Regions from separate parts of the Homo sapiens genome. Here all the other regions are linked to region 6. A link is a contact called in ENCODE Hi-C or POLR2A ChIA-PET data. All regions are on one chromosome and are shown on one strand. The core of a region is the stretch at or near the end of the contact, and the rest is flanking DNA. Distances in the headings are between cores, read along the strand shown. Region 1 holds the start of LEF1-AS1 (LEF1 antisense RNA 1). Region 2 holds the start of NEUROG2 (neurogenin 2). Region 3 holds the start of AP1AR (adaptor related protein complex 1 associated regulatory protein). Region 4 holds the start of TIFA (TRAF interacting protein with forkhead associated domain). Region 5 holds the start of LARP7 (La ribonucleoprotein 7, transcriptional regulator). Region 6 holds the start of ELOVL6 (ELOVL fatty acid elongase 6).

The links. A loop is a pair of places that touch in the nucleus more often than their neighbours do. ChIA-PET counts read pairs that join two places held with the same protein, here RNA polymerase II (POLR2A). Pooled maps may share reads with other maps.
Region 1: a loop to region 6 is called in a map of OCI-LY7, with 9 times the contacts of the local background. The contact joins the promoter of LEF1-AS1 here to the promoter of ELOVL6 in region 6. A Hi-C loop is called at or near these places in 4 of 168 maps with a recorded cell type or tissue (OCI-LY7, naive thymus-derived CD4-positive, alpha-beta T cell and tibial artery) and 10 of 50 pooled maps.
Region 2: a map with no recorded cell type shows a loop between it and region 6 (10-fold over the local background). The contact joins the promoter of NEUROG2 here to the promoter of ELOVL6 in region 6. A Hi-C loop is called at or near these places in 1 of 168 maps with a recorded cell type or tissue (B cell), 8 of 37 single-sample maps with no recorded cell type and 10 of 50 pooled maps.
Region 3: a pooled map shows a loop between it and region 6 (19-fold over the local background). The contact joins the promoter of AP1AR here to the promoter of ELOVL6 in region 6. A Hi-C loop is called at or near these places in 2 of 37 single-sample maps with no recorded cell type and 11 of 50 pooled maps.
Region 4: a loop to region 6 is called in a map of OCI-LY7, with 13 times the contacts of the local background. The contact joins the promoter of TIFA here to the promoter of ELOVL6 in region 6. A Hi-C loop is called at or near these places in 3 of 168 maps with a recorded cell type or tissue (OCI-LY7 and naive thymus-derived CD4-positive, alpha-beta T cell), 7 of 37 single-sample maps with no recorded cell type and 13 of 50 pooled maps. POLR2A ChIA-PET finds 5 or more read pairs at or near these places in 2 of 52 experiments (GM12878 and activated naive CD4-positive, alpha-beta T cell).
Region 5: a map of CD8-positive, alpha-beta T cell shows a loop between it and region 6 (10-fold over the local background). The contact joins the promoter of LARP7 here to the promoter of ELOVL6 in region 6. A Hi-C loop is called at or near these places in 4 of 168 maps with a recorded cell type or tissue (CD8-positive, alpha-beta T cell and naive thymus-derived CD4-positive, alpha-beta T cell), 4 of 37 single-sample maps with no recorded cell type and 15 of 50 pooled maps.

What each region holds. Positions count from the first base shown.
Region 1 is chr4:108,165,013-108,169,412 of GRCh38, reverse strand. It overlaps LEF1-AS1 (LEF1 antisense RNA 1), which reads right to left and starts at 1,888. Exons shown (of 3, transcript NR_029374.1): 1 at 1,580-1,888. It overlaps LEF1 (lymphoid enhancer binding factor 1), which reads left to right and starts at 481. Exons shown (of 12, transcript NM_016269.5): 1 at 481-1,858; 2 at 4,250-4,316. The coding sequence starts at 1,646. LOC124900752 reads right to left here and starts at 1,474. Exons shown (of 2, transcript XM_047416528.1): 1 at 511-1,474; 2 at 1-303. The coding sequence starts at 913. RefSeq lists silencers at 482-531, 2,288-2,527 and enhancers at 792-881, 1,909-2,410.
Region 2 is chr4:112,514,844-112,519,189 of GRCh38, reverse strand. It overlaps NEUROG2 (neurogenin 2), which reads left to right and starts at 3,010. Exons shown (of 2, transcript NM_024019.4): 1 at 3,010-3,343; 2 at 3,714-4,346. The coding sequence starts at 3,715. NEUROG2-AS1 (NEUROG2 and ZGRF1 antisense RNA 1) reads right to left here and starts at 3,811. Exons shown (of 4, transcript NR_161159.1): 1 at 3,550-3,811. It overlaps LOC124900760 (a long non-coding RNA gene), which reads right to left and starts at 2,385. Exons shown (of 2, transcript XR_007058231.1): 1 at 2,151-2,385; 2 at 1-1,382. RefSeq lists enhancers at 1,789-1,908, 2,009-2,108, 1,359-2,239 and silencers at 2,249-2,528, 3,849-3,918, 4,179-4,346.
Region 3 is chr4:112,229,212-112,233,395 of GRCh38, reverse strand. AP1AR (adaptor related protein complex 1 associated regulatory protein) reads right to left here and starts at 1,609. Exons shown (of 10, transcript NM_018569.6): 1 at 1,222-1,609. The coding sequence starts at 1,304. It overlaps AP1AR-DT (AP1AR divergent transcript), which reads left to right and starts at 1,246. Exons shown (of 1, transcript NR_186684.1): 1 at 1,246-3,835. RefSeq lists enhancers at 815-864, 889-1,836 and silencers at 1,075-1,344, 1,505-1,784.
Region 4 is chr4:112,283,975-112,287,885 of GRCh38, reverse strand. It overlaps TIFA (TRAF interacting protein with forkhead associated domain), which reads left to right and starts at 1,982. Exons shown (of 2, transcript NM_052864.3): 1 at 1,982-2,246. RefSeq lists enhancers at 251-370, 2,880-2,999, 3,030-3,209 and a silencer at 1,930-2,239.
Region 5 is chr4:112,635,142-112,639,119 of GRCh38, reverse strand. It overlaps LARP7 (La ribonucleoprotein 7, transcriptional regulator), which reads right to left and starts at 1,977. Exons shown (of 13, transcript NM_016648.4): 1 at 1,881-1,977. It overlaps ZGRF1 (zinc finger GRF-type containing 1), which reads left to right and starts at 2,211. Exons shown (of 28, transcript NM_018392.5): 1 at 2,211-2,269. RefSeq lists enhancers at 1,425-1,534, 1,575-1,624, 2,195-2,414.
Region 6 is chr4:110,195,706-110,200,035 of GRCh38, reverse strand. It overlaps ELOVL6 (ELOVL fatty acid elongase 6), which reads left to right and starts at 1,421. Exons shown (of 4, transcript NM_024090.3): 1 at 1,421-1,789. The coding sequence starts at 1,701. RefSeq lists enhancers at 1,048-1,840, 3,429-3,723 and silencers at 2,755-3,384, 3,585-3,694.

The DNA of each region.
Region 1 (4,400 bases), core at 639-3,138, 2.0 Mb after region 6:
CATCTTCCTCCCTCTGCCAGAGCCAGGGAGGGAGAGTGGGAGGCGTCAAGGAGGTAGGGGAGAGACTGGCAGAGGAAAAGGAGTGGGTGGGTGGGGGCCAAGTAAATAGATACTTAGATGATGAAGTCAAGCCACTGCGGCAATGTTTCTTGTCAGTTTCACGCGGGCAAAGCGTGCCTTTCGGTGGGTTATAAGCAGCGCCCGGTCCTTCCTTCTCTCGCCAAGTTGCCTGATCCTTCCCTCCAGGCGCGCGCGCACACACCACACTCACACACCCCAAAACCAAGACTCGTCCTACAGGATCTGGGAAAAGAAAAAGAAAAAAAAGCCCTCAATCACCACCTCCTTCTCGCCGACTCCCCCTCACCCCCCGCCTCCCCTCCAGCGGGCAGCCAAGGAGAGCTAGAGGCGGGGGAGGGGAGAGGGAGGAGAAGCGACGCAAGTGGGTAGCTTTTCAGCGCCGGCGAGGCGCGGGAGGAGGAGAAGCAGTGGGGAGGCGCAGCCGCTCACCTGCGGGGCAGGGCGCGGAGGAGGGACCCGGGCTGCGCGCTCTCGGGCCGAGGAACCAGGACGCGCCCGGAGCCTCGCACGCGGCCAAGCTCGGGGCGTCCCCTCCCCTCGGCCGGGCGAACTCAAGGGGCGCAGCTCTTTGCTTTGACAGAGCTGGCCGGCGGAGGCGTGCAGAGCGGCGAGCCGGCGAGCCAGGCTGAGAAACTCGAGCCGGGAACAAAGAGGGGTCGGACTGAGTGTGTGTGTCGGCTCGAGCTCCGGGCAGAGGCATTTGGGCCCGAGGCCCCCGCTGTGACTCCCCGAGACTCCGCAGTGCCCTCCACTGCGGAGTCCCCGCGCTTGCCGGCAAAAACTTTATTCTTGGCAAACTTCTCTTTCTCTTCCCCTCCTCCTCGGCCCCCATCTTCTGCTCCTCCTCCTTCTCTAGCAGATTAAATGAGCCTCGAGAAGAAAAACCGAAGCGAAAGGGAAGAAAATAAGAAGATCTAAAACGGACATCTCCAGCGTGGGTGGCTCCTTTTTCTTTTTCTTTTTTTCCCACCCTTCAGGAAGTGGACGTTTCGTTATCTTCTGATCCTTGCACCTTCTTTTGGGGCAAACGGGGCCCTTCTGCCCAGATCCCCTCTCTTTTCTCGGAAAACAAACTACTAAGTCGGCATCCGGGGTAACTACAGTGGAGAGGGTTTCCGCGGAGACGCGCCGCCGGACCCTCCTCTGCACTTTGGGGAGGCGTGCTCCCTCCAGAACCGGCGTTCTCCGCGCGCAAATCCCGGCGACGCGGGGTCGCGGGGTGGCCGCCGGGGCAGCCTCGTCTAGCGCGCGCCGCGCAGACGCCCCCGGAGTCGCCAGCTACCGCAGCCCTCGCCGCCCAGTGCCCTTCGGCCTCGGGGGCGGGCGCCTGCGTCGGTCTCCGCGAAGCGGGAAAGCGCGGCGGCCGCCGGGATTCGGGCGCCGCGGCAGCTGCTCCGGCTGCCGGCCGGCGGCCCCGCGCTCGCCCGCCCCGCTTCCGCCCGCTGTCCTGCTGCACGAACCCTTCCAACTCTCCTTTCCTCCCCCACCCTTGAGTTACCCCTCTGTCTTTCCTGCTGTTGCGCGGGTGCTCCCACAGCGGAGCGGAGATTACAGAGCCGCCGGGATGCCCCAACTCTCCGGAGGAGGTGGCGGCGGCGGGGGGGACCCGGAACTCTGCGCCACGGACGAGATGATCCCCTTCAAGGACGAGGGCGATCCTCAGAAGGAAAAGATCTTCGCCGAGATCAGTCATCCCGAAGAGGAAGGCGATTTAGCTGACATCAAGTCTTCCTTGGTGAACGAGTCTGAAATCATCCCGGCCAGCAACGGACACGAGGTGAGCGGGCCGCTGCCCCAGTTCCGAGAGGCGTGGCGGGTCCCTGGGAAACTCAGAGAGGGAGGAAGGGAACGAAGGCGCCCGGCCGCCCGGCTGAGGGTCCCGAGTAGATCCCTCGTTTGTTTTGGGGTGTGTGCGTAGCTGGGCCCCCGGTCCGCAGTGTGTGTGTGTGTGTGTGTGTGTGTGTGTGTGTGTGTGTGTGTAGGATGGGAGGTAGAGGGGCAGGGTAACTTATTCCAAATGGATCAGTTTAGGGGGTTCGGTGGCTGAACGGTTGGTTCGCGGGCAGGAACCCACAATGTTTCGCCTTCGGTCTTTTTGTTGGGCTGAGGGGTGCCGTGCTTTAAAGCGAGTAGGGCTGAATAACGCTACTGATAAATTCTTCCGTGGGACGGAAAACAAAGTGCACACGCTATCTCTTGGTAGATGTCTCTGCAAAAGTGCGTTAAACCACCAAAGGCTTAGGTGGAGACGAGCAGAGCCACAGGCGGGAGGAAGGGGAGGCGGGCGTGGGCTGGGGCAGGCGGGGCCGTCCCTACCACCGGTGAGCCGGGCCGCGGGGAGCAGGCCGGCCGATGGGGCGCGCACCCGGGCTGCGGGGGCGGTGCGGGGTTCAGTCCCTGCGGCCCCAGCGCCTGGGCTAGCAGCTGGGAGCTGTGGGTGCGCCGAGCCGACCCACCGCAAGGGTACACCCTGGCTGTACCGCCCCCAACTCTAGTTTTCTCCAACCGCCATCACTTGGAAACAAACCCACAACTTTTATTTGGGGTTTGGGACCGGATCAGGCCTTAAATCTACGCAGAAGAAAGGCGGAGAAGCAGCGGAAGCCGGGCACTAGTCCTGCAGGGTGGAAGGCGCTTTATCGGGTCTTCTGGCCCGCTGCGGGCGATAGAGCTGGTAACCTGAGTAGAGTAAATAGAGACACGTGGGTGCTGGCTAGAGAAAGCGCGGAGCAGGGCCGCGCTGGAGGGCTGTTTGAAGCCTAGTCCAGAGCTGGTCTAGGGGGCGGATGGACCCTGATACCCGACACTCCACTGGTCACCCTTGTTCCACAACTGGGAAACCCTCTGGAGGAAATCCGGTAGAAAAGTCCTGACACCCGAATGATTTAACCAACGCCTTTTCCCTCCAAAGAAACTTGGAGGATATACCTTTTTTTCCTTAAATGGCATCTTTCTACCCCCAAAAAGAAAGTGTGTGGTTTTGAGGGCGGGGACATTTTGGGTTTTAAACAGCGCGTTTAAGAACACCTCAGATCTGCCTTCTCTATCCCAATGGCAGAGGTGAGTACGAATTTTGAAAGGCTGGGGGCCTGCGTTCAGAGAACAGAATGGTGTTCTTTACCCGTTGAATCCAGTTTGAGCGGGCTGGGGGCGGGGGTAGGGTGCACCTAACCCCGCGTAAAAGATTTGTGACTACTGTGTGCTGGGAAAAGGAGGTCAAAGGGAGGACACACGTCCAGAGAACCGAATAACATCCAAAACACAGGCTTTTTGCCAAACTCTCCTATTTGTAGAGCAGCCTCTCTTTCTACCCATTTTGCTAGTCCTGCCTTAGTCCATAAATAATTTTGCCACCCACTTCATATTCTCCACAATTTTCTGGTCCGGGTGAAGGACACTGCGTTCGAATCCGAGAGCACTCGGGTGTTAAGTGGGCATGAGGAGGCCTGAGGGTGAAGGAGTAATACCACTGATTTGCACGTGTTTGAGGCTGTCTGGGTGGATGGTGATTACCAAAACTGATATCAACTGGGCTACCTTTTAGATGTCTATAACCTGACTCTCTAATTTTCCTCCCTTTAACCACAGAATCGTTCTACTTTTGTAAGCCTGCACTCAGCCAGCCATAGTAGGTTATAAGCTCGAGTGGAGCTTCTGCTGTAACTGCGCTCAGGGCAGTTGCCTTAAGACCGCATCTGAGTGGTTGGCTTGTTTATGTTTAAATGCCATTTTCAGTTGCAAAATGATATTTCAGCCTTCTTTTAATCAGATCTGATTGAAGTGAACAGTGGTTGAAGAGGCTATCGAAACCATCAACCCCATTAACTCCTACTCCTGTAATATTAGGCATCCAAGGAGCCTTGATATGGTTTAATAAACAGCAGTCAGAACAGCATGTGGATCATTCCCAAATTTAACTATATTTTTATTGGTTTTGTTATTATTTATACGTTTTTGGTCCCGGGTGGATAATAATCACTCAAAAATACATGTTGACAAGAAAAGGATTATGCAGTACTAAACACTAGCGTATGTCTCTCAGAGTATAAAACAGAGTTGCCCCTAAACCTCTTCCTTTGAATTACCAGCGCACACACATTTGTACCATTATTGTCACAAACTCTAAGGTGATTTTCTTTCTTTTGGGTGTGGGGATTCATGATGTTAGGTGGCCAGACAAGCACAAACCTCTCAGGAGCCCTACCACGACAAGGCCAGAGAACACCCCGATGACGGTAAGACACCCATTCTACTTCTTCTGACTTTAGCAGATAAGGGGTGCAATTTGTATAAATAGGTGTGTTTTGTTACTTTTGAGT
Region 2 (4,346 bases), core at 1,761-4,260, 2.3 Mb before region 6:
TAGAAATTGATTTATAGCAATGTTTGAATATGTACATAATCCTAAGTTTCTTGACATTGTTGGAATAGTTTTTCCTTTTGCAGGAAACTTCCAGAATAGGAAGTGTGTAGTTTACCTTAATACAATTTTACCATTACTAAGCATCTGTGTAGGATATACTTAAATATGCATTATTAACTTATCACTCACAGACAGTATAGAAGGTTTGGATTTTGTCACAGGAAAACATGTGCCCTTTCAGTGAGTCATAAAAACATAAAATCCTGGGAGAATAAAAAAACTGGAGAGTCAGATGTCCAAATACTGTTAACAATCAACTAAAGAAATCCATTGTGTGTTTCACTGGCACTAAGCATCAAACCCAGCTTGATCTCATTGTTATTTGGGGTTATATGAGGCTCACCAAGTTTCCCTTTAAGTCTCTACTTCTACTTAACTGGATTCCAATTCTGTTCTTCCCCCAAATATATTTTATCATTAAATCAACCCAGCACTTCCTAGCTAAACCAAAAGTTTAAAGCAACGTGTCCAAAGACAGGTATCTCCACTGACACTAAAATAAATTTTCCTTTGTTTTCATTACATTAATCTATTTTGGCTTGTATTTCTTTGCAGGCAACTCCTGTGAAGCGATATAGATATCTAAAGACTGAAAAACCAAGGTTCCTCCTATCATTCAGGTATTTGTTTTTAAAAGTCTTGATCATTTCCTCAGAACCTAGCTTTCTTGTCCTTATATTTTATTCAAATTTACAAACAAATTCTGTGTCTGCTCCCACATGTTCCTTCAGTCCCTACTGGACTGGACACATCCACATCCTTGGCAGGTTTTCTTTTAGGAGGACTATGAGAAGAGTGTTTTCTTTTAGGGGGACTATGAGAAGAGTATTTTCTTGTTTCGTATCAGTGATAATTGCCCATAAATTAACGCTCATGTGTACAGCAACAAAGGTAAGCACTTCTAGCATAATTTTTGCTTGGTCAGACTTTTTATGAGGTTCTGATTCTGCAGGTTCATGATAGACAGAAACCCAAAGATATGTGAGAGGCAGGTGTTGTGTGCTAGAAACATTGAAAGTGTCTCTCTTTTCTTCTTTCATTTTCATTTCTGCACTTCTAACACATGAAATTTAGCTGTTCTAAAATAGTCGAGGAGGAAACTGGCAAATGATGCTTTTATATTTTGGGAATTTGCTTTAAAAAGGGAGAATATGAAAACACAAACATCAAAGAGCAAAGTGGAAATCATGATAGTTTTCAAGTAATTCCAAGACAGAAGGAAGTCTGAAGTTTGAAGAACTGCAATGGGTAATGCTCCTTTTCACAAGTTTCTAATTTTCATTTTCTTTACTTTGTGCCTTCCAATCCTCCTTGTTACCTCCCTGAAGAAAACATTAAACAAATTAAAGCCATGCCAAAATACTAACAGCTAATTTAACCACCCCGTCTTTGGAATACAGCTTGTTTCTAAGTCCTACAAACTGAGGGAGACAGAAACCAGAAGACAGCATTCTCTTTCCCTTCTACTCTTCCACTCCTAACACTCCAACTGTGCCTTGCCTAAAGTTAATTTGCAAAGGGGATCTCAAGGGACGCCACTCCGGTCTACTGAAGTCCGGATCCATCCCCATGTCGACAAGAGGGTGGGCATGAACGTGGGGAAAGTGGGGAGGGCTAACGAGCAATTGAGAACAAGTTTCCCCCGAGGTCCAGTAGCCCTTCAGCTCTTTTTTCTCATTGAAAAGCAGAATTGGGAAGATGGGCCCCTTGTCCCTACAACGCCCCCCAGCGCGGAGCAGAGGTCACAGAAATGTCAGCGCAGCGCATTTGCTTGCAGGAGCAGCAGCTCTGCCGCTCCTCCCGCTCGGTTCGCTGCCACCCACGCAGGAAGCCTCCTTGCTGTCCCTCCAGGCTATAAACTGGGTTAACCCCAGCAAAACCTGCATCAGTGCCCGGAGCCTCAGTTTCCTGTATGTAAAATGAGGGGGATCCTTTCAGCTCTAACATGTGAGTGATTTCATTCTCACATCCTCTAAAAGCTCATCAACTGCTCCCCTATCCGACCTCCCCTCCCAAGAGACGCCTGTTTGAATCCCCAGTGTCCTCTCCCTTCACTCTCCCACGCCAGTTTCGACGGACCCCAAACACACTTGTTCACGAGGTGTCCACATCTCTCCATCCACGCCATTCTCCTCCCCTAACCAAATGAATCCATTTTAAAATCGTTTACTATTTGATACAACCCCTAAGAGGCTTTGCCAAGAGACGCCCGGCAGCACCACAGGGCTAACTGCTTTCCCCGGGATTCTGACCCCCATTAACTAATTCCTAGTTCCCATCACCCGGGAGTTAGGAGGGCCGGCAGCGCCGGGTGCGGTGCCTGCGCGCGCGCCGGGCGGGGGGAGCCTCGGCGGCAGCGAGGACGAAGGCGGGGGCGGTAGCACGGGTCCCCCCATCCGCCCCCAGCGCTCGGGCCCCTAATGAGCTGCTGAAAGGGAGCGGGCTCCGGTGCGCGTGGCTCGCAGGCCTCCCGGAGTCCAGGGCGCCCTGATTGGCCAGCTGCGCCTCGCGACCTCCATTCATTAATAAATTAGCGGCACGCTCCAGCCGAGCGCGAGCCACCAATCACAATGGACAGCGGCGGCGACAACAGCCGCAGCTTGAGCCTCTGCGGCCGCTGCGGCTTCGCCAGCTCCGGCCGCAGCCCGGAGCTCCAACAGGAGCTTTAGAACCATTTTATGTTGATTAGATAAAGGGGGAAAAGAGAGGCGGGGGTGGTGGGAGGAGGAGGATGGATGGCAGGGCCAAGGGAGGGGGAAAGGCGGTGAAGAAAGAGGAAGAAATGAATGATGATAATGCAATGAAAAGAATAAGCCAGAGGAGGGAAAAGCGGGGGAGAAGGGGGGCAGGACTGACAGGAGGAGGAGGCGGTGGCGGGGGAGGAGGGGGCCCGGGGCAGATCTGATTGTTTTCTTGGTGGTATATAAGGGGTTTTAAGGAGAGTCGTGTGCCAGACACGCAGCCACTGAACCACAAGCAGCTTCGCGTTAACTGGAGTGCCTGGGAGTCGCGTGCCAGGAGCCGCACGGCCAGGGACTGACTGACAGACAGACACGCACCACCACCACAACACACGAGACCCGGGCGGGCCGCCGCCGCCGCCGCCGGGGCTCTTGGCAAACTCGCCGGTCGCAGAGGTCCCCCGCGGAGCTGCGCCACAGTAGCGCCGGGCTTGCAGCTTTCACGCCGGGCGAAGGACCCGGCGCTGCGCTCGCAGCTGCGCGGAGATTCCCGGCACAGGCCAAAGTCACAGCAACGCTGAGGCACAGTTAGAGCCAACTAAGTAAGTATTCGAGCCACCGCTTCCAACTACGCAGGTGGTTTCCCCGCACTCAGTCCAACCACACCCGCACGCCCTCTGCTCCGCGCAGAATCTTTGTCGCGGAGGCCGCAGTCCCTTCTCGGGGAGGGAACGCAGGACCGCCCGCGGAGGGCAGGACCCGGCTGACTGGCAGCAGGGTCACAGCGAGCGCTAGCGGCGCTCCTGACCTTGGTTAGCACTGCCTGGGTTTCTTCCTTCGCCTTCCTGCTCCGCGCCATTCGGAGCTGGTCTTCTCGGGTGCGCGCCGGAGCACGCCCCTGTGACACGAAGATCGCGCCTCTGTTTCTTTCCTTACACCTCACTGCCTTTTTCCCCTTTCTCTCTTCGGTAGGATGTTCGTCAAATCCGAGACCTTGGAGTTGAAGGAGGAAGAGGACGTGTTAGTGCTGCTCGGATCGGCCTCCCCCGCCTTGGCGGCCCTGACCCCGCTGTCATCCAGCGCCGACGAAGAAGAGGAGGAGGAGCCGGGCGCGTCAGGCGGGGCGCGTCGGCAGCGCGGGGCTGAGGCCGGGCAGGGGGCGCGGGGCGGCGTGGCTGCGGGTGCGGAGGGCTGCCGGCCCGCACGGCTGCTGGGTCTGGTACACGATTGCAAACGGCGCCCTTCCCGGGCGCGGGCCGTCTCCCGAGGCGCCAAGACGGCCGAGACGGTGCAGCGCATCAAGAAGACCCGTAGACTGAAGGCCAACAACCGCGAGCGAAACCGCATGCACAACCTCAACGCGGCACTGGACGCGCTGCGCGAGGTGCTCCCCACGTTCCCCGAGGACGCCAAGCTCACCAAGATCGAGACCCTGCGCTTCGCCCACAACTACATCTGGGCACTCACCGAGACCCTGCGCCTGGCGGATCACTGCGGGGGCGGCGGCGGGGGCCTGCCGGGGGCGCTCTTCTCCGAGGCAGTGTTGCTGAGCCCGGGAGGAGCCAGCGCCGCCCTGAGCAGCAGCGGAGACAGCCCCTCGCCCGC
Region 3 (4,184 bases), core at 360-2,859, 2.0 Mb before region 6:
GAGTAATAACTCATAAATTAGGGAAATCGAAATATTACACTAGGCACAAACTGCAAATCCTTGCCCTTCCATTCTAGGGATACTTAGTGTAAAACCTTAGCTATTTTGTATCAGAGAGGTGACACAATGCCTAATTAATGAATGAGAATCCTATATTTTATAAGATCTCCATTACCAAAGATTCAAATTATGATCATTTACTGCAATTTATTTATGTTGAACATCTTATTACCCAATAATGTTAGTTAAATGGAACAGATTATGAAAAATTAGCAATCTGTTTCAGAAAGTGCAAAACAGTCTTAGTCCTTACACAAACTGGCTTGGTTCAGATTTTCAATTCTAGGTTTGAATTCCGGAGGGACATTTAATAACAACAAAGCCAACCCCAAAGGAATTTGCTCTAATTTTTTCAATATATATGAAATAAAAAAACACAAAAACGGAATTATGAAATTACTATTCTGTGGATGGTGCATATACAAAACCTAAGCAATATCCCAGGTTTACTCAAGAGAAGTGAAGTTCAGAAGGACTGCAATTTACCTAATGTTACAGGACGTTTGAGTAGCAATCAGGGCAAGGAATTCCTCTCGAAATTTCAAAAACTTAATACGAAAAAATTACACATTGTCCCTGTAGTTATGAGCACCAAGAATCTGAATGCCCATTGGGAACTCTGCAATTCAGCAAGTCTTTGTAGCTACCAGAGTTCATCAGTATCTGGAACCTTATTTTACTCCAGCATCCAAATGACTTCTACTTAAAATCAATCTGAGGCATTAACTCCGGAGCCAGATCCCACCTGCTCTGCCAGGGCTAAAGAGAGGGTCAGATACAGGGATACTAGCTTTGGCGTTAAACCTAAGCTCAGCGCAGGGTGTGTCCAGGTTGCCGTGGAGCCGGTCCTACAGCCCATTAGCGCGAAGCTACCCCTTGTTTCCTGGAGATGATGTCTCCCGTGACTCCTTCCCCGCGTGACAGGGCGCCCTGGCAGGAGGGACACCCCGCCCCCTCTTCTACCTCTTTCCGAGGAGGCCCCAAGACCGGACCCCAGACTGGGCCTCCAAGACGACCACCAGTCTGACGTCTGCTAAGCAGTGAGTGTAGCAGGGCTCTCGACCGCCACCTCCAGCCGCCGGGGGACGGTGAAAGGGATTCCCCGCCGGGGGCCGAAGAGGAGGAGCCACGGGGGCCGGGCCCCTCCCCCAGCGGGCTTACCCTCCGCCGCCGCCTACTCGCTGCAGCCGCCCCGCTTCCTTGCGAAGCAGTCCGAAGCACTGCGTCCAGCAGCAGTTCCCCATCGCATGCCGCCCAGGCGCCGCCGCTCCTCCTCCTCCTCCCGCTCAATGCCCAAACCCAGGCCCGGCAGCTGCATCCGCACGGCACGAGCCGAAATGGGGTTCAAGGACCGAGGGCGGGCCGGCCAGAGCCCGGCGGCGTGAGGGCACGGGGCGACGAAAGACGAGGCGCTAGGGAACAAAGGCAGTGTTTACTCCAGCGGCCGCAGAGCCACCGCTGCGCGAGGGAGGAGCACCGGGCTCAAGGCTCTGGACTCCCTCGCCGTCCGCATGGCCCTTCTCGCCTCAGCTCCTAGCCCAGCGTGAGTGACCGCCTCCAGCTGCCGAAGGAGGCCAGTCCCCGCGAGCCGAGCACCCTGGCCCCGCCCCCAGCGCGCCCAGGCCCCTGCTCGCCGCCAACGCTGCCACACCCCCGGCCTCTCCCGCGCCCCAATTGGGCGCGCTACCTCGGTGCCCCGCCTTCTCTGGCGACCGGCCTGTGCGTCACTTCCGCTCGCTCCTGGTTCAGCCGCCTCTGCCTGCGAGACGGTTCAATTCCTGCGTGCGGACGTTTGTTTTGTTGGACCTTGACCTGACTAGGAAATTTCCCTCTCTCATTGCAGTTTCGGGCATCCTCGTCCGGAGCACGCTGGGCGTGGCATGGCTAAGGCTCAGCCTTCGAACTTTGTATCAAAGGCGTGTGAGGAGCCAGAGTCCCAGGCCGGAAGTCATAAGTGCGAAGGGGCGTTTCTCTGCACGGTGTGCTTAGTTTTTGTTAATACTGCACCATAAGCGGAAAATAGACTCGGGAACTGATTGAGGTTACTTTGAACGCACCAAGATTTTTTTCCGGTCTCTGGTTTGTGTCTTAATTTCCATACTGTTAATGTTTTAGGGAAACGTAATAATGGTGCATTATTGTCCTCGTTTTGTTTGAAAATCAGATCTTCACATAATTTTGGGTTGGGTAGTTGGGGTTCAGAGGAAATTGGCAAGAGGGCTGGGGTTTTTCGGGGACGTCAGCGTTGCCATTCCAAGCATGCTGCCCAGAACTGCTGTAGATGGGAAGAGAAAGCTGCTCTAATGTGTCCGCAGCCCTCTCAAGTGCTACCATATAATTCGCGTCTTGTTTGGCCTCAAGACAGTTGGCCTCACAATAGATATAAGATGTGGTTTAGTAGACACCTCGTCCAGTGGATAGGAGGATGCTCTCATGGACTGGACACATCAAGTTTTTAGCCTGTTTAATTAAACCTAGAAAAATTGTTACATTTTAGAAAGTTTTTATTGATGATAAAATGTTCTCTGAACTCATTTTCTTGCTTCTTTAAATACGTATCTGGTTTCAATCTTAGCACTGCTACTTACTAATGTTTATTTTATTTGGGTTTTAGTTGTTTTGTAATCAGAAGCATAGGATAACATTTGTCCCAATGGTTTGCTTTCAGTGAATGTTGGGATGACCGAATGACTTCCTAGTGAAAGCATTTTCTTTTCTCCTTCCAACCCCTGAAATTAGACAAATGTATTAATGAAATAATCATTAAAATTCAACTATAAATGTTTACAGAAACTGGTACATCTATCCTATGGAATATTTAGTAACAAATAGGAACACAGTATTGATGAACACACCCTGAAATGAATCTGTAGGAAATTATGGTTAAAGAAAAAGCCAATCTCAAATGCTTATATACTGTGTAATTCCATTATGTAACATCTCAGAATTGATAAATTTATGTAAGTGGACAACAGAATAATTGATTGCCATGGGTCAGGGAATGGAAATCCTGCATCTTGTCTATATTAATGTCAGTATTCTGGTTGTGATATTGCAATAGTTTTGTAACATGTCACCACTGGGGGAAACTAGATTAAAGATATACACGGTCATCTGTATATTATTTCTTAAAACTGCATGTGACACAATTGTCTCAATATAAAAAGTTTGATTAAAAAAATGCAGCTATAGACTTGACAGCACTTCCTATAGACATTCTATAAACCGTTATTAAAACTGAATCTCACTTAAAAATAATTTTTTTATAGTAAATCTGTTCTCTCAGTTAAGGATATGAATGATCCTCAGAAGCAATACAAATGAATAAGACATTTAAAAACTTCACTAAGCAAAATAATGCAAATTAAAATGCATGTTTTAGTCATTTGTATTGATTCACTTGTCAAGTTAACAAAGCTTTACAGTTAGAAATATTCAGTATTTGCAAGGATACAATGAAATGGTACTATTCTAAACTGCTGCAGATAATGAAACTCATTCTGAGAAATTATTTGGAAATACCAAGAGCCAGAAACAAACTAAATGCTCAAAAATTGAAGGATGATTAAATTTGCTGGTGTATTCTTGTTATATAGACATAATAAATATATTTTTTAAAACAATATGGAAAAATGCTTGCTGAATAATGTGTGAAAAATCAGGATAGAAAATTATATGTATGTTCCAAATGATGTTTAAAACAAAACATATACATTCTTACATTCTTTCTTACACGTGTTTCTTGAAAATAAAGGCTGGATGGTAAATATCAAAATGCTAACAGTAATTATTTCAAGACTGTGAATGTTGGGAGCTTTATTTCTCTTCTCTATTTTCTCAATTTTGACAATTATTATTTAATACTTCTGTAATCAGAAAAAAATGTTTAAATCTGACCCTTCAGTAGAAAAGGTTGATAACCAGTTCAATTAGAGTTTGATCACAAATGCAAGCATTTAGAAATGCAGAATTTTGCCCCGCAGTTCAGCTAAAACCAGGTTCTTGTCACATGACAAGGAAAACTTAGACACGTGGACACATTGAAGGGTGAGTAGAGCAGGATTTTATTGGGCAAAAGGAAAAAGAAAAAACTCACCAAAGCGAGATAGAGTCCTGTTATCAGG
Region 4 (3,911 bases), core at 733-3,232, 2.1 Mb before region 6:
CCTTACGGGAATCTGCCTCACTTGTAAATGTACCCTTCTTTCCCCACAGTCACTGTACTTGATTATACCTAGCTCTGACACAGTTCAAAACTTAACCGCACCCATAGCACCTCTTTATCAGGTGGACATCAGTGTCATTTTATTGCCAGTGAAACTGATCCACAAACAAGCAACTCTCCTGAACTCAAGGACAGAAGACAGACAAGGGGCTTCCACTCATTTCCATCATCAGAATTTGGTTTCCCATGCGAAGAAGTAGGCCGCTGTGATCTCAGCCAAGCCAAGTTTTGTCCTCCTTCCTCTATCTATCCTCAGTCTTCTTTCTCCTTCTATGGCAAGGGTCCCCAACCTCTGGGCCATGGACTGGCAGTGGTCCATGGACTGTTAGGAACCCAGCGGCAAAGCAGGAGGTGTGCTCAGGGCCAGCAAGCGAAGCTTCATCTGTATTTACAGCTGCTAACCGTCACCTGTGTTACTGCCTGAGCTCTGTTTCCTGTCAGATCACTGGGGCATTAGATTCTTATAGGAGCAGGAACCCTGCACATGGGAGGGATCTAGGTTGCCCGCTTCTTATGAGAATCTAATGCCTGATGATCTGTCACTGTCTCCCATCACCCCCAAATGTGTCCGTCTAGTTGCATGAAAACAAGCTCAGGACTTCCACTGATTCGACATTATGGTGAGTTGTATAATTATCTCATTATATATTACAATGCAATAATAATAGAAATAAAGTGCACAATAAATGAAATGGGCTTGAATCATCCTGAAACCATCTCCCGTGGCCCCAACCCCAGTCTGTGGAAAAAGTCTTCCATGACACTGGTTCCCAACAGGGATTGCTGGTCTCTACAGTGTCTATCCTCTCTCTCTCTTTTTCTTTAAACAGAGTCTCACTCTGTTGCCCAGACTGGCGTGCAATGGCGCCATCCCGGCCTCACTGCAACCTCTGCCTCCCGGATTCAAGTGATTCTCCTGCCTCAGCCTCCCGAGTAGTTGGGATTACAGGCACCCACCACCAAGCCCAACTAACTTTTGTATTTTTAGTAGAGATGGAATTTCGTCATGTTGGCCAGGCTGGTCTCAAACTCCTGGCCTCGTGATCCGCCCACCTCGGCCTCCCAAAGTGCTGGGATTACAGGTTTGAGCCACGGCACCCGGGTCTATCCTCTCTTGACACCTACTCTCCTTAGGTTCTTCACACTTAGGTGATTCCAAATCTTTTCACTGAGGCAGAAAGGTAGCATTACCTTCTTCTAAGCTATAAAGGACTCCTGAGAGGTGTTTCCCATTTCATCATGTACCAGCTTTTACTTGTGGACTCTGGATGTCCATTACGATGCAAGCGGCAGGAGAGAAAGCGACTGGACTGCTCTGCTGGGTGTAAGGCGAGGGCAACCTGGAGCAAGTTCAAATCCCGCCTCTGCGGGAGGCAGAGGTTGCAGTGAGCCGAGATGGCGCCACTGCACTCCAGCATGGGCGACACGGTGAGACTCGTCTCAAAAAAAGAAAAAAAGAAAAAAAAAATTCCACTTCTGCTCGCCACACTCCACCATTCTCTGAGCCTCGGTTTACTCATGTGTAAGGGGGACTGCGATGATTAGAGGAGCTCGTGCATGCCACGCACTGGCTTGCTTGGTATCCTTGGAGTCACCGAAAGATTAGTTCAGCTCCCCGCCTGCCCACGCCCTGGGGCAACACTCATTTTGGGGAAAAGTCCTCCTTAATGCTGAAGTGATCCAGTTCCCTTCTTTTCTCTAGCTCGCCAATCGGGCTGGAGGAGAGGCCACTCGTTTGGGAAGGCGCGGTCCGGGTCGGTGTACCGCGCACCAAACCCTGCCAGAGAACTGAGAGAGGCGGCCAGGGGGCTGGGTACCTGGTGAGAAAGGCGCCAGCTGCCGGGTCACCTCGAGAGGAAGGAAGGGGCGGGAGCGCGAGTGGAGCGGGCGGAGCCTGAAAACCTCCGCGCCACCGCTGCGCTCTTTACAAAGGCCCCGGGCGCGAGAGGACGTGCTCTGCCAGCCAGTGGGAAGGCAGGCCGCGCGCGCGGGAGCGCGGGAGGATCGGCGGCTCGCGGTCACTGGTCCCTGGCTCGGTTCCCCGCACCCCGGGGCTCACACTTACCCGCGCGGAGGAGCAGCGGCCGGGTGTCCACCCCCATCCTGCGCCCAGTCTCCTCGATTCCCCTCGCTCTGAGCCGGGAGAGCCGAACAGCTGAAGAGAGTTCACTGACTCCCCAGCCCCAGGTACTTGCGGGGCGGCGGGCTGGGGGTGAGGTGGGGACTGGCCCTTTTCTGTTTATCCCGCAAAGACAGCAGCTTTGTCCAGGAGATTTTGGGGGTGTCGGATCGGAAGTCATCCCCCGCTGCTCCTGCTCACCTGGCACACGCTCACCATATGCTAAGGAAAGCCTGCAAAAATTATAGACAGCACCTCCCTGTTTTATAAAATATGAGAATATTTACATAAATGAGGAAACATTGGAGATGGGGGTGTGTTTTCTCTGTACTTTGGTATTCTTTTCAACGTTTTTCTAATCAGAAAACAAAAACGAATGCCATTTATGCAGTGTGGCTCCAGAGCAGTTGTGCGTGACCCCCCTCCCCCGCTTGCCAACTGCTACGGCCCCACGCTCTCGGTGGCCAAGCGAGACCTTTCTGAGGGGCCCTGGGCTCCCTGGAGTGCCGAGGTCCTTGGTCCTAGACCTGACTCCTTGCTTCAGTCTGGTTCATGAGAGAAATATAGTAATCCGTTGTTTTCTGGGACTTTCCCCAGATTTCAGATTGAAAGGTGGAATTTCCCAAATCCTCTGAAGCCAAAATCCACACTGAGCCTCACTGCGGATTTCCGCAGCCACCAGGAAGTGGGACTGGACCCCAGGTCAGGCCAGTCAAGTAGAGTGGGAGAAAGAAAATCTCATGTCTGAAAGACACCGAGCTTTCCTAAGGGTTTCCTCCTGCTGTTTGGTTTTCACTTTTTTTTTTTTTTTTTGATTCTTTGTTTTTGCAAGACCTGTGGTTTTAGTATTAATTCTGCCAAACAGCTGTGCCAGAGTTCACAAATATCTTCAGAGCCACACTTCAGGGTGATCCTGTTGAGCAGGGTTAGACAGGAGGATAACTTGGTCCTTTGCTCTGCTTCCAAGTTTCTGTTCCCCTCCTGTGTGCTCAGTGTTCGGTATTCGTTAGGGAGAAAAGCCTTGAAACTTCCTACTTGCAACCACCCAAAGACATACTCTTTCTTGAGAATATATTCAGGGGGAACTGGGGAGGCGAGGGGGTTGGGGGGAAATGAAAGTAAACATTTTCACCATCCAGAGCAGACCCCATTAGTTTGGTCAATCCTGTTTTAAAAAATAGACTTCTTAAAGCATGAGAAATCTGGTTGGCATGCATGACCACCCAGGGGTGCCAAGCTTTCTGTTAAACTGCTTAGACATCTGGGTCCTTGTAGCGAAAATATTTCTGTATATGTTTTTGTTTATGGCATTTTAAGGCCGAACACCCTTTGGCAAGGAGAGGTGGTATGTCTCTTCACGGGCTTTGCAGGACCTTAGTGAGTGTGTGTGTACGTGTGTGTGTGTGTGTGTGTGTGTTGTGTTGCAGGGAGGGTAGCAGAGGTGGAGGTGCTGTTTTTGCACATAGCACCTCTACACGTATCCATTCTTCTTTCCCCAGAGAGGAGTCAGAAGCCTTGCCCTCGATCTAACTCTTCTCTTCCCAACTCTAAGCCTCCCAGGTTAAGTGTATACATCCTGATGTCCAGCACAGAAGAGCTGGACACTCAAGATGCAGCATCTATGCCTTCTGTATTCAGCTTTCAGAGACAGAGTTCCCAACTGCAGTGCTTATTTTTATTTCTATATTTATTGTATTTCCTTTGTTAACACAGATATTATTGTTTGTCAGATA
Region 5 (3,978 bases), core at 728-3,227, 2.4 Mb before region 6:
CCCACTAGGTAGCAGTTTCTTCCATCTTAACACAAAAACTCAAAAAGGTTTAAGTGACTTGGCCAAAGCTAGCTAAGTAAGTTGTCCCAGGTATGTTTGATCCCACATTGTCTACCTTTTGGTAGAATTTCCCGCAATTTATCACCACGGACTCTATGTTCTGACTCAGGAATTCTTAATCTGAAGTCCATGCAACTTTGGCTGGACAAGAATTCTAGTGGGCTCCATTAAATTGTAAATGATACATTTTAAAGATAAGGTAAAATCAAGACTCTTGTACAAATATAAAATGAATACACGGTAAAGATTTAAGCACAGTCATGGGTTGCTTAACGACAAGGACACATTCTGAGAAATGCACAGTCAGGTGAGTAAGTACATCATTGAGTATGTAGTTATTCTATGATGTATTCACACAAACCTAGGTACTATTGCCTATTACTCACCTATAATCTTATGGGACCACTGTCATACATGCGGTCTGTCGGTATGTGGTGCTTGACTGTAAATAAGGGAACCAGTTAAGTGCTAAAAACCAGTTCAAAGGAGAATTTAAAAAGCAGGTACACAGGCAATCAGGAACGTTGAAATGAATATTAATAAATACTGCTCAGGACAATAATTAATTGCATCTTTACTGGACAAACCTAATTTCCATGTTGCTGTAGCGAGTTACAGGGTTGAAAAATAGTTCAAAGACCACGAAAGACATAGATAACTTGGAAGAGTGAGTCAGACAAGACACCAAGTCATTTGTGTGTGTTTGCTATTTAAAAGTATTTCGTAATTTCTCCTGAGGAAATTATATGAAAAATGTTTGTTTGGAGACGCAGCCTCTCTCAGTGGCCCAGGCTGCAGTGCAGTGGCGCGATCCCGGCTCACTGTAATCTCTGCTTCCCGAGTTCAAGCGATTCTCCCAACCAAGCCTCTTGAGTAGCTGGGACTACAGGTGTGCACCACCACTCCCCGCTAATTTTTGTGTTTTTAGTAGAGACGAGATTTTGCCATATTGGCCAGGCTGGTCTCGAACTCCTGACCTCAAGTGATCCTCCCGCGTCGGCCTCCCAAAGTGCTGGGATTACAGGCGTGAGCCACCGTGCCCAGCCTCGCAAAATGTTTTAATAGGTACATGCACGTTTTCCTGAGAAGCTAATCCATATAATTAAGTTTTCAAAAGAAGTGTGCCACAACAGGTTAAGAATCATTGTTCTGGTCACTGCTTACAACTCAAGTCCCTCAACACGTAGTGGCCTGTGTGTTCTGCTTTGTCTGAATCTTCTCGTCTAAATTTCCTTATTAAATTTTCAAGGCCCAGGTTAAATGGCATCTTACTCTTTGAGATCTTCCACCACCCTGTGTCCTATCATTTGTTTTCTCTTAAGTTTCTTTGCAAACGCACTCTGCACACCATATCTAGCAAGTGTTAGTTCCCTTCCGTAACTGGATTTTTTACTCTTTGAGGACGATGGCAGAGTCCTGCAAAAGAAGATGATAATTTTAGAATATAAATCCTCACGTTCGCTATCTTCTGGCAGCCACAGCTCAGCTCCAATCTGCGAAATACGGCACTCTCTTTATTGACTACTGCTTCTCTCGGCACCCGTACTTCCGCAAGGACGCCGTCATAGGCCGGGCGCGCCCCAAACCTCCCCACGCCGGGCCCCTATGCGCCCTTACTGTCTGAAAACGGGAACTACAAGTGCTGCCGAAGACTTTTGCGCGTGCGCATAGATAACTAGGCCAAGGAACTGATGGGTGTGCAGGACGGGGGGGCGGGGTAAGAAGGACGATAGATGATAGAGTGGACCGCAAGAAAAAGGACGGAGAGTTAATTAGACTTCGCCCAAGCTGTGCGACCCTATAGGCCGCTTGTAACTTACTCCGTTCGACTCCCAAAATACAGGGTCAAGTACTGCGGCCTTCGGACATTTCCGTCTCCGGATCCTGATAGTCTCGGTTACTTTCGCGTCATAGGATGAGCGACAACGTTTTCCGGTCCCAATTGAGAAAGACGGGCCCGGAGGCAGTGCGCGCTCCACCTACGTCACAGGCGAGGTGGTTCCAGGAGGGCTGGGCATCGGAGAGCGCGGCCGGCTGAGAGACTCGAAGCCAAGGAAGAATTTGATTGGCGATTTGAAAGCGGCGGTTTTTGGCTTAGGCGGAGGTGGGCGGGCCAAGTTTTGGGTCCTCATCTGGTGAGGTCCCGCGTTAATGACGTCACGTTGTTTCGCGGGAGAAATTCGAAAGTGGATTTTGTGCAATTTGACAGGTGAGGTGAAGTGTTTCTCGGGATTTCCTAGGAATGACTTGAGCGATTTGGGGCGAAGGGACGAAAGACTCTGCTCCTTAAGAAGAGAACCGGGAAGGATGCTGTTTGGAACCAGGATTGGGGTGGTCGCAGTCACAGCTACTCGGACTGCTTGTAGTAAGTGGTGCCTCTTCACCGTTTTTCCCAGGCCTTGCTTTGCAATTTCGAGTAGGTATGAGGACCAAAGAGGGCTTTGCTGTTTGTATTTAGGACTGAGAAAGGATCAAGTCTCCATTGTCATTTGGTGACAGGATTATGGTTCTTAGAATCTTGGCAAATGAGATGTGGGTTTCCTTTGTTTATTTGGACTGGATGGTTTGTTAACAATGTTGAGTTCATGATTCCAAAACTTTGTTATCCGAACTATTTAGAGGTTCAGGTTTAGGTTCAAAAAATACTCCTTGTTTAAAAAAAAAGGAAAAATATCTAGTATTTAAATGAATAATGGCTCATACTTTACTGAGAACACCGAGTTTTATGTATATATATTGCGTCCGTACATATAGTAGCACAATGTATATGTATGTATATGTGTGTATGTACGTATATCTGTGTGTATGTATGTATGTATATAATTATCACAGAGCATCTGGGGTCTTTAAAAACTTATTTGGAGATTAATCTTTCACCTATTAGAAGTCGGTCAACAGGTGAATTGTCTGGTAGACGTGGACAGATGAACACTTGGAAAAAACTCTTTGCATCTCACTTAAATATATATGATGCTGTTGTCTAAAATAATTTTTTCTGATTAATACTAAGATAAGAAAGGGTGTTGACTTTCAATGAATAAGTATTAGAGCTCTTCTAAATTTTAAAAGATCCAGTTAGCTTTTTTTTTTTAGGTTTTCTCCTATAATCGAATTTAACCATCCTTTAAGAGTTTCAGTCTTCTTAGTTCTTTTTAAACTGTACATTCCAGAAGTAATATCTCAATTTAGGAAAATAATGGAGAATTTATCTTGCAATTGTGAAATAGCATATAAGTTATCCTAAACTAGTAAATACTGGGTTCCTAATCTGTAAATTGTAATAATGCTTATTCTTCAGGATTATGAGACTGATAAATACTGTATGTAAAGTATCTCGTCCAATTCCTGCCTGATACATAGTATGTAATCAATAAATATATATAATTACACACGATAATCATATAATTGTATATTACATAATACAGTAATATAGTTATATATTATATAATTACATAATAATTATAATGTATATAATTAACAATATAATGTATATAATGTTTATAATATAGCACTTTGGGAGGCTGGAAGGATTGCTTGAGCCCAGGAGTTTGAGGCCACAGCGAGCTATGATTGCAACACTGCACTCCAGCCTAGGTGACAGAGTGAGACCCTGTCTCTGTAAAAGAAAAAGAAAAGTTAAAAAGCCAACAGAAACAAAACCTCCAAATAAAGCATTTAACAGTTTCTAGCATATGGTAGCACTGAATAAATGGTAGCTATTAAACAGATCTGATATTAATAATTGCCACATGCCCAGCACTGTGTCTGTACCATGTATTCTCATCTATGTATACAGCATATCTAGCCCAGGAGTGTTTTTCTCGATCTCTCTTTTATCTTCTTGGCATTCTTAGGCATCAGCAATTTATGTACGCCGGAGGGGAGGGAGATAGGATGTGGAAGTTGTATTTCTTTTTT
Region 6 (4,330 bases), core at 172-2,671:
CTCTTTTTTTTTTTTGTTTGTTTGTTTGGAGACAGAGTCTCCCTCTGTCGCCCAGGCTGGAGTGCAGTGGCAGAATTTTGGCTCACTGCAACCTCTACCTCACGGGTTCAAGCGATTCTCCTGCCTCAGCCTCCTGAGTAGCTGAGGTTACAGGTGCCCGCCACCACGCCTGCCTGATTTTTATATTTTTAGTAGAGACGGAGTTTCACCATGTTGGCCAGGCTGTTTTGAACTCCTGACCTCAGGTGATCCGCCCACCTCGGCCTCCCAAAGTGCTGGGATTACTTCTGTGAGCCACCACCGCGGCCGGTCCCTTCCTCCTTTAAAAATTTTTCTCCCAGTTCCCACTTTTTGTGGGTTAGAGGCATCTAAATTGAATGAAAGTACCCTTTTTGGACTACTGGGGAGGTGGGGGGATGTTCTCAGAAGGGGAATTTTCTTTCTGGTCCTAATATCCACCTAATTTTTAAAAGCAGGGCTCCTTATTATTTTGTAAAGTTTACAATTACATCATTAGATACTTCCATGTCTCATATTTCATTTTTCCAAACTCTTGGGGGAAATGAGTGGAGGGATGGATGGAATAGAAAATAGTTTTTCCTCTTGGAGGCTGAGGGCCCAGTAGGGGTCAACAGTACATTCAGCCCTCTCCTCACATATTCTGTTCTACCTACAAGTACAGCAAGTAAAGCCAAATTTCTCATGCATGCAAATAAAGTTTTTGCATTTGGCCAGTCGGTCCAGTTCTCCTGTCAGCTTCCTTCCCCACTCTGCCTCTGTTCATTAATCCCCCCCTTCCCGGTACCTAAACCCTCCACCTAACCCAGCCCTTTCTTCCACTTCCGGCTACTAGCCTCTCTCGCCTATCCACTATCCTCACACTCAGCATCCCCTGTCTGTACGAGATTAAGGAGCTCTGCCGTCCGCAGGGCCTGGGTTAGCGTGAATCTAAGCCAGAGCTCCCGGGTGGGGGTGGGGGTAGGGGTGGGGGTGGTCCCAGAGGTAGGGCGAGGAGGTGGGAAGCGTATTCCCTTCACTGGTGATCTCAACGTAGATTTGCCCGGAGTTCTCTTGCAAGAGAGCTGGCAGGTTTTACTATTTCCCAATCGTTTACTCGCCAAGCTCTCGGGTCCACGCGCCGCGGGGATGCGCCCTGCAAGCTGAAACTTCATTCAAAGCAAGGCGGCCCACGAGGTTGGGCTTAGGGGATCTGGATGACCTCCAGGCCACTTCCTTTCTCTCTGCGCCCTTCCCCCACTCTTCCAACCACCTTCGCTGTAAACAAAACTGTCCCCCCCGGGCGGAGAGAGGTCGCGCTCTTTCGCACACTCCCTCGCCAAGGGTTAATTTCTCAAATCGCACGAGGGGGAGGAGATTTCCCTGTAGACGAGTAAAAAGGGTGATGGACAAACGTGCGGGCACTAAGACCGCAAGGCATTCATTTCCTCCTACGGTGGATGCGGACGCCGGGAGGAGGAGAGCCCCAGAGAGAGGAGCTGGGAGCGGAGGCGCAGGCAATGCTCAGCCCTGGATGTAGCTGAGAGGCTGGGAGAAGAGACGACCGCTGGAGACCGAGCGGCGTGGGGAAGACCTAGGGGGGTGGGTGGGGGAAGCAGACAGGAGAACACTCGAAATCAAGCGCTTTACAGATTATTTTATTTTGTATAGAGAACACGTAGCGACTCCGAAGATCAGCCCCAATGAACATGTCAGTGTTGACTTTACAAGAATATGAATTCGAAAAGCAGTTCAACGAGAATGAAGCCATCCAATGGATGCAGGAAAACTGGTACGTGATGCTTTCGCCTGATACTGTTCCCGGGAGCCCTGCGCGTCTTCCCGGAGTGCCTTAATGTCGGTATTCCCTGCCTGGGCGTGAATGGAGCGATGAATCGCGGGCAGCCAGCTGATCGCTGAGTTCTCGGGTCTCCCGGGTGCAGGAGACGCTGGGGGGGGGGGGGTACATGAAGCGCGAGGTCTGTGGGTGCCCCTGTGTGAACCGCGGCTACATAGGCATCTTTTATATAGATTATATAACACAGAACATATGTGTGTGCACAGGGTGATGTCTGCGCGACAGGGAAGGCGGGAGAGATGCCACAGTCCAGATCGCCTACCTGTGCTCCCCTCCCCTCCCCCGGTTTTCATCTAGATTTGGGTTTTCTCGCTTGGCCTCTCCCGCAACCGGAGTGTGAAAGGCAGTGGAGGGAGGACCTTGTCTCCTGTTGCCTTTAACCCTCTCCCGCCCGCCGCCCTTGGCCCTGGTCCTCGCTGTCTCTCCATCCCTCGTGTCCTTCCTTTCTCCTTGCAGCGCTCCTACTTCACCGTCCTCCTCTGTCTGCCGCTCCTCAGGCGGATGCCCCCTTTTTAGTACCCCTTTCCCCACGCGGTTCCCTTTCCGGTTTCATAGAGAGACCGGGTGGGAGGGAGGAGGGGACAATGAAAACAGTAATAAATGAATGAACCCGAGCGAGTGGAGCCACGCCATTATTAAGTTTCTGTTTTACGGAAACGCCTTTTGGACACACTTCTAATTCTGTGCGTAGCTGCTGATTGGAGTTCAGGCACACAGATTAAAAGCCCCTCCGTCTGCAGAGTCCTTAGGGGCTCTTCCCTAGGAAACTAATAATCAGGGAAAACACCTTTCTTGTTTACTGTAGTCCCCCCGCCAGACCTTTTGAAAATCCCTGTGTGGGAGGCGATCCAGTGTCACCTTGCAATATTTAACAGAGGAGGGTGTGCTCATCTCGCTTCTTGTAGACAGGGTTGTGGCAGAGGCATTCCTCTCCTCCCCTTAACTTCGGGTCTGGCGATCTGTAAAGTTCAAGCCCAACGCACCCCGGAGCTAGGCAAGGGGCCGGCAGCCCGGGGGATGGCTTGACCGGGGAGGGTCGGGCCGCAGGGTCTCCCGGGAGCCGGGGGATTCCGCCCGCCGCGTGCGCGAGCGCGCGTGCCCCGCGCCCTCCCGCCTGCCCTCTTCAACTGGAAACCAGAAACGCCGGCGCGCCTGTGGCCTGGGCGGGTTGGTGCAGTAGGAGCTGGTGCCACGGGGCCGCAGCTGCGAAAAGGGGGTTTCAACTTCCTGTCCTCCAGCCCCCTGGAGTCGCCGGCCAGTGTCGGGAGGCCCGGCCGCCGCTTCCTTCTCCTCCCGCCCGGCCGGAGCGCGCCCACTCCCAGCTTCCCGCGGGCTGGTCCGGGCCCCAATGGCCATTTGCGGCGGCTGCCGGGCGGAGCCCGCCTCCTGGGCCGCGCGCACCGGCGGGGCAGGCCTGCTTGGGGTGAGCTGCGGCGTGGCTGGTGGCGGCGGTGGGCTAGGGGCCCAAGGGCCGCGTCTGGCCCGAGCCGGAGCCTAAGAGGCGGGGACGCGGGCCGCTCGGAAGGACTGGAAGTGCAGCAGCCACACAGGCACAGGGCTGGTGCCCTCCCGGGCCGCTGAGGCCAGGGGGTGCAGGGGTGGGTCCGGAAGGAGGTTGGACACTAAGGGTCGAGACCGCAGATAGACCTCGGCGTTTCGGGGCAGCCGAGGCCCCTCGAGCCCCACCGCCCGGGGTCCTTCTCTGGATGCACTTCCTCCTCCCGCTTAGGGGGTGGTGCTGGAGGCGGGGAGGGGGCGGTGGCCGGAGCCGGCGGGCGCCGGAACCGCGCTGCTGGCTAGCCCCGGGCCCGGGTCTTCTCCGCACATGTTTGTCATATCCTCCAGCCGGCCTGTTCGGGCCCACAGTCCTCCCGCATTAGCCTGTGTGGTCAGTGTGGTCAGCATTTGCTTCTGTGCCGAATCTCTGACTTGCTGCGTCCTGGTTTAACCTGCTCTTCCGGAGTCCGCTTTCCCTCGCTTTGCTGGCTGACCCCATTCACTGTACGCCCGCCATTCCTAGCCCACTGCAGTCGATACTGCCTCTTATTTACTTGTTGCTTTTTCTCTGAGGCCACTTCCTAGGCCTGCTTCAGGTACCATTTCCCGCCTCTTCTCTCCATTCACTCAGTACTGAGCCAGACAGGTCTCAGCCCTCGTGGGACTGAAAATGACAAAAATGTGCCAACGTATCTACTCCTGTTAGGTTCTGACCACTGTTTCCTCCTAGTTCTTTATCTGTACCTTTCTTCTGGCAATATCCTTTACTGTTATATACATGGTTATTAACTTACAGACCATCAGCTCTTCAGGTTACGGTTCTTGTCATCCCACTCTTGATTCTGCAAAGCACCTAGCAGAGTGCTTTGCATAAGGCACATTCTTGAGAAAATGTCCAGTGAGTTGAAATGGTGATTGGTGCCCATTTTATTGCCAGCACTACTCGTTAATACCCGAAGGTTAACAGGCTAGAACTTG